Regions from separate parts of the Homo sapiens genome. Here region 1 is linked to region 2. A link is an interaction called in ENCODE POLR2A ChIA-PET data of the cell type or tissue named here. Cell type or tissue: OCI-LY7. All regions are shown on one strand. Each heading gives the region's core, and the rest is flanking DNA. Links, peaks and the distances in the headings are about the cores only.

Region 1 (2,823 bases), core at 148-2,647, 310 kb before region 2:
ATATCACTATTGTCATTGTAGTGTACTGGCCTGACTGCTTGTCTAAACACCACGTTATATTATCAGATCTACCATAAGGCAGGGGTGCGGTCTTCGTGACTCTGTCTTCAGTTCCTAGCATGGTGTCTGGCACATACCAGCACATAGTGCCCTACACCTGAATACTTAAAAATAGGTTAGCTCAATCAAGAATTAATTCACTGCTCTGTACCTTAGGAATATTAGCTGTAGTGTTCTTCTCTCTGGGGAATGGCAAAACTAAGGAAAATTCTCCTGTCCTCTTAAAAAGTTGTGGTGGGAAAACATCCTAGTTCTTGTAAGATTCTCAGAGAGAGGCATCTCGTAAATCTGATCAAGCAACAGAATGAACTATATGAAACTGCCACTTTTATAGGTGAAGATTGGTCAATTACTAGCAGATCCATGTTGCTTATCCTAAATTATAATGCTCATTATACTATTCTCAACTACTTTTAATTCATTATTTACTTAATTTGGCATCCCTATATGATTATCACTTCAGTAGAATAAATTCATTTATTTTTGCTTATTTGTGCTTACTGTGTGCTGAGGCACTGTGATAAGGAACAAAAGATAAATACATCTTAGCCCTTGACCTCAAAGAACTTATAATCTAGTGGAGGAACCCTTCCCCCCGCCCCCTCCATAGAGAGTGTGATATAATATGTATTTTTATATATTATATACATTATTAATTATATATAATAATCAATATATATTATATATTTATATATTGATTATTATATATAATTAATAATATATATAATTAATATATATATTAATTGCTGTCCTCAGAGTTATCTACAAAGTCACCAATTCTGCCTAAAGAAATCACTTCAAATAGTAGCTTCCTGTGACCTATGAACTCTTAAGTGCTTAAATATAACTATTTCAAAAAATAAATAGAACTTGACTCTTTAACATTACTGAATCTGAGTTTTAGCCATGAGCTACTCAGCAAAAACAAAGAATAAGTTTCCAAAAGTTAATTTTGTTTCTTTATACAAGAAATGAAAACTTATTAAATAATTAGGACCAAGGCCATGAAGTTAGTTATGAATTTTTAGTGATTCCTCTAAGGATTCTTAATGAGAAGTTCAAATCTAAGATTTCAGGAAAAAATAAAGTGAATTTCCACAACTTAAATTGAAACATGAATTGACATAAACACACCCATGACAGCTGCTTCCGGAAGGGAAGTGTGCAGATAACAAAATTGTGTTAAAGGGATATTTTGACTAGTTTCATAATGCCAAATGTCATTTTTTTCCGGTAGTACTTGCACAGATTTTTTTTATTTATTAAAATAACAGCTACAACTTACATTAAGCTTGTAGAAAAAAAAAAAGCATTTCTTCTTAACATTCAGTGTAAATGGCGTGAGTCTTTATAAGAATCTCTTTTTCTAGCCCTCTACCCTTTATAAGTCCATAAAAAGCTAGGAGTGCCTTTAGCCCAAGGGGGAGTGTCTTGCAAATATGAGAGAAAACCAAAACTTGATCCCCTGGCGGGCAGGATATTTTTCTCTTTAAAGGAAGTGATTTTGTTTGGTTAGATGGTGCCACTGGCCACCTTGGCAACATCCGGGGCTCCTTGTTCCTGCTGGTCAGCTAGTGGTCTGTCAAATTGCAGAGGGGGATGAAGCTGAGTGTTCATCATGTGTTGGTTCACCCCTGTGTTACTGTTCCTTCATGGCCCTTCCTTTGCCTATATTTGTTTTGCTGATTTATTTGTTTGGCCAGGTATGTTTTCCTGGGTTTTTAATTGAATTCTAATATCTTTGGGAGGATTATGTAATTTCCTATTCTCCCCAGATTCCACCATCCCAATTTCCTTCTTAACTTAACGTCTGCATAAATAAAAGGAGCACTGAAGTGTTTCTTACCATCTTGACTTGAATATCACCATAGTTACATTTAGAATCAGCTTTTAAATGGCACTTCTCCTGATATAAAAAGTAAAATTAAGATTCACTAGACATCTCTTTATGAATATATTTGTGACAGTAAATATAAGTTGAAGCCAATTTCCTAGTTCAAGTGGTCTATTTTGGCTAAGTATGTGTTTATAACGCATAGAAAAGCACCAATTTAATTTAAAACATCATTATATTTGGAACTTCAGATCATTCTAGTAGTTATTTTTTCTTTTATATCTACATGTACAAAACAGTCTCAAGTCAATTATCCAGATAATTTAATTCTAACAAAAATACTTTTTGCTCTTATGATTATCTTAGGTAAGGAGTAATTTTTGTCTAAATTGCACAGCTAGTTGCCTCATTATCGAATTTTGCTCTGCCTGTGTAGACACGAATTCCGTATAACTACAGGTTTATACTGCTTGTCAGTTTCTAACTTTTCTTCCTTAATAATTCCTTGCAAAGTGAGCAAGTTATGGTTGTTGGGGGAACTATAACTTTGGGTTTCCTGACATTTTCATCACTTAGAAAATCTGGCGAACGTGCTGTTATCATCTGAAGCTGCCGAAGTGAGTCAGGCAGGGTTTAACAAGAGGGCGGCGACCTCCTTCATTTTAAGCATCAATCTACCTTCACAATTTTCAGCACCTAACAACACTGCCTTGGTTCCTAAGTGATCAGATAAAACTGCTAAGAATACAATGAGCATGTTCTCCTTTTCGTTGTGGATTTAAAGAAGAACAAGTTATAATAAACAATAGGGTTATTTTACTATTATAGAGAAAATATTGACTGTCAGATTATAATTTAGATTTATAAATTAGCTTTCATTAAGTTTATGAAGGAATGTATGTTCTAATTGCTATTCCTTTTAATTATTT
Region 2 (2,823 bases), core at 96-2,595:
AGTATCAAAATATTTGTCCAAGGTTGCTAGGCTAGTTAGAGATAAAGCCTGGGAATTGGAAACATATACCTGACTCAAAAGCTCTTTGTCCAGGAGTCCTCAATGGCTAGTCCCAGCCCTCTTGCATGAGGCCCAAAATCACACTTGCCCATAACAGAATTAATCATAAATTCAGTCATAGTGAATTCACTTCATTACTTTTTGTAAATAACGAATACTAACAATTCTAAATGAAACTTCATCTACTCTACTTTCTGAATCACCCACAAAGTATTAAACCATAAAAATTAGTCATTTCTATAATTCCTTTGAGTATATCCATTTTCATGTCTATTCTCCTGAGGGAAAAAAAAAAAAAGACCTTACCGATAGCATATGCTTCTCTGCTCCCAACAAACTCTCCTTTTGAGTTTTACTCTATCACTTCAGAACTTCAATTCTATGCCACAGCAGTTCCTGAACTTCAGTGGCAATCATATCAGGATTTTTCTCTTACAGTGGCTTAAGTGACTATGTTACACTGTGTTTTGTACAAGATACAGGTGACTTCTAGATCTCATCTAGCTCTAAAATGCTGCACGAGTGTAGGATTCAAAGCAAATCTAGAAAATATTCTTAGAATATGGAGTCGGATGTTGTTTTCTACGGGCCATACCATTACTACTTATTTTATAAGCCATTTTATCTTAACAATTTTCTGAAGTTTTTTAATGTTTCCATTCCCACTAACAATTTCATGTCTTGTAAACTGTTCAAACCAGTAATATATGTACTATTTTGTATCTTTGCTAATATCACTTAGAAAAAATTAGAACCTGATAAGCTCAAGTTTCATAAATAATGTAAACACAAGATAAAATGTCACAGTGCCAGGCTGAGACAGGAGAATGGCGCGAACCTGGGAGGCGGAGCTTGCAGTGAGCCGAGATCGCACCACTGCACTCCAGCCTGGATGACAGAGCGAGACTCTGTCTCAAAAAAAAAAAAAAAAAAAAGTTACAGTGCCAAGATAACTGCCTTATGAGTTAAAACTTTTAAATGAATTCTGCAGTCTCTAATAAGAGTTCACTCAGTATTAAGCCATCCACATAGTAAATAACAATACTGCTTAATTTTTACAATAATACTGTATGTCCTTGTGAATGTCTGAATAGAAATATATTAACTATCGGCCAGGCGCGGTGGCTCACGCCTGTAATTCCAGCACTTTGGGAAGCCGAGGCGGGAGCATCACGAGGTCAGGAGATCAAGACCATCCTGGTCAACGTAGTTAAACCTCGTCTCTACTAAAAATGCAAAAATTACCCGGGCGTGGTGGCGCGCGCCTGTGACCCAGCTACTCGGGATGCTGAGGCAGGAGAATCGCTTGAAACTGGGAGGCAGAGGCTGCAGTGAGCCGAGATCGCGCCACTGCACTCCAGCCAGGCGACAGAGCAAGACTCCGTCTCAAAAAAAAAAAAAAAGAAAATTAAAGAAAAGAAATACATTAACTATCAATAGCAAGTAGAAACCAGTGTAGGGATTGTAAATGATTATACTGCTACTCTTCAGTATAATCAACACACATTGCAGGCCTCCTCTTTAGGGGTATTCCACAAGTTACCAAACTTCCAATATTTTAACGTGATTTTAGGAAAAACTCCATTTCTTACATTAGGAGACATAAATCTCCATAAGACTGGTTTCTATACAACTGCAATAACGTTGTAAATTATCTAAGTTTTGATTTGGGGGAAGAGGAAAAACCCTAAGAACGAAGTACCATGGTTTTCTGTGTTAAATTCTAGAAAGCTATCAAATGTTTAGGATTAAAGCACTACAGTAGACATTTTTTATCACTATGGTTCTAAGACATTAAAATACTTTTAAAATGCTGGTTGAAAATCATATTCTCAAGCACAGAAAAATTAACTGTATTCCAGAGCATTTCCTTGTTTATCTCCTTACCAAGCCTAAAACTCAACTAATCCTTCTTTCAAACAGCTGGCAAACTCCCTTTTCTGAGAGGAGTGACTCATAAGTTATAGGAAATCCACAAAAACTACGATTTTTTCCCCCAACAAACTTAATAACAGGCACAGAAGGGGCGGGGGGGGGGGGGGGCGGAAGGCCAGAAAGAGAACAGACAGAGAAGAGCATTCAGTCTGTTTACTCCAAGGGCGTCACACCGTGCCAATATCCAGAGCTTCCTAAAAGCAAATGTTCAAACTGCAGTTTCTGGACACACTGTCCTAGAAGTTGAACAGATCCTTCAAGCCCATGCACCAAGAAATTCTGAAAATAAATAACTAGGTACTGCAAACCTACTGCACTCCCATCACAGAAATCTTTCAAATTACAAATCCCCTAATTAGGCGCGGAAAAGAACACCGCACTCTTCCCTAAGAAAACCGACACCTCGTTGACCAAAGAGAAAGGAAAGCAAGTTCATCTCCAACATCCAAACCACAAAGCCAGGTTTCTACTAAATAAAGTCCTCAAATACACTCTAATCTGAGATGAGGTAAGGAAGGCTGTGTAATGGTTCTCCTTGCCTGTTGGGAGGGGCAAAGGTTGGCATTCTAGGACAGCAGCTACTCTGCCACATGGGCCTGGTCCTCGGTAATTCCAAGCGTCCCTTCTGCCTCTCCCTTCCCAGAGCAGATGCTTCACCAGCTCCAAAATCCGCCCGACGTTCTTGCCGCCTGGAGGCCCCCACGTTCCCCTCCAGGCTTGGCCTCCCACGCTCGCCCTCGTTCCTGCGACTCTCGGTCCCCGTCGACACCAAAGGAGGAGGCCGCCAAGGCATCCCCGCTGCAAGCCCGCTACCCGCCGACTCACCTG

What was found. Peaks named below come from ENCODE experiments on the same cell type or tissue, not always from the same donor. Only the 100,000 strongest peaks of a DNase experiment are listed, where the experiment ranks them.
Region 1: POLR2A ChIA-PET joins it to region 2 with 17 read pairs; 2 of 35 experiments call an interaction of 5 or more read pairs at or near these places.

What each region holds. Positions count from the first base shown.
Region 1 is chr1:215,873,834-215,876,656 of GRCh38, reverse strand. The region is part of intron 43 of USH2A (usherin); the gene reads left to right. Among named protein-coding and RNA genes, the nearest start is that of USH2A-AS2, 200 kb to the left of the region's middle. In OCI-LY7, for the core only: no CTCF peak of the experiment used is centred there; no DNase peak of the experiment used is centred there.
Region 2 is chr1:215,567,766-215,570,588 of GRCh38, reverse strand. It overlaps KCTD3 (potassium channel tetramerization domain containing 3), which reads right to left. Exons shown (of 18, transcript NM_016121.5): 1 at 2,821-2,823. Among named protein-coding and RNA genes, the nearest start is that of KCTD3, 1.9 kb to the right of the region's middle. RefSeq lists an enhancer at 2,211-2,823. In OCI-LY7, for the core only: no CTCF peak of the experiment used is centred there; no DNase peak of the experiment used is centred there.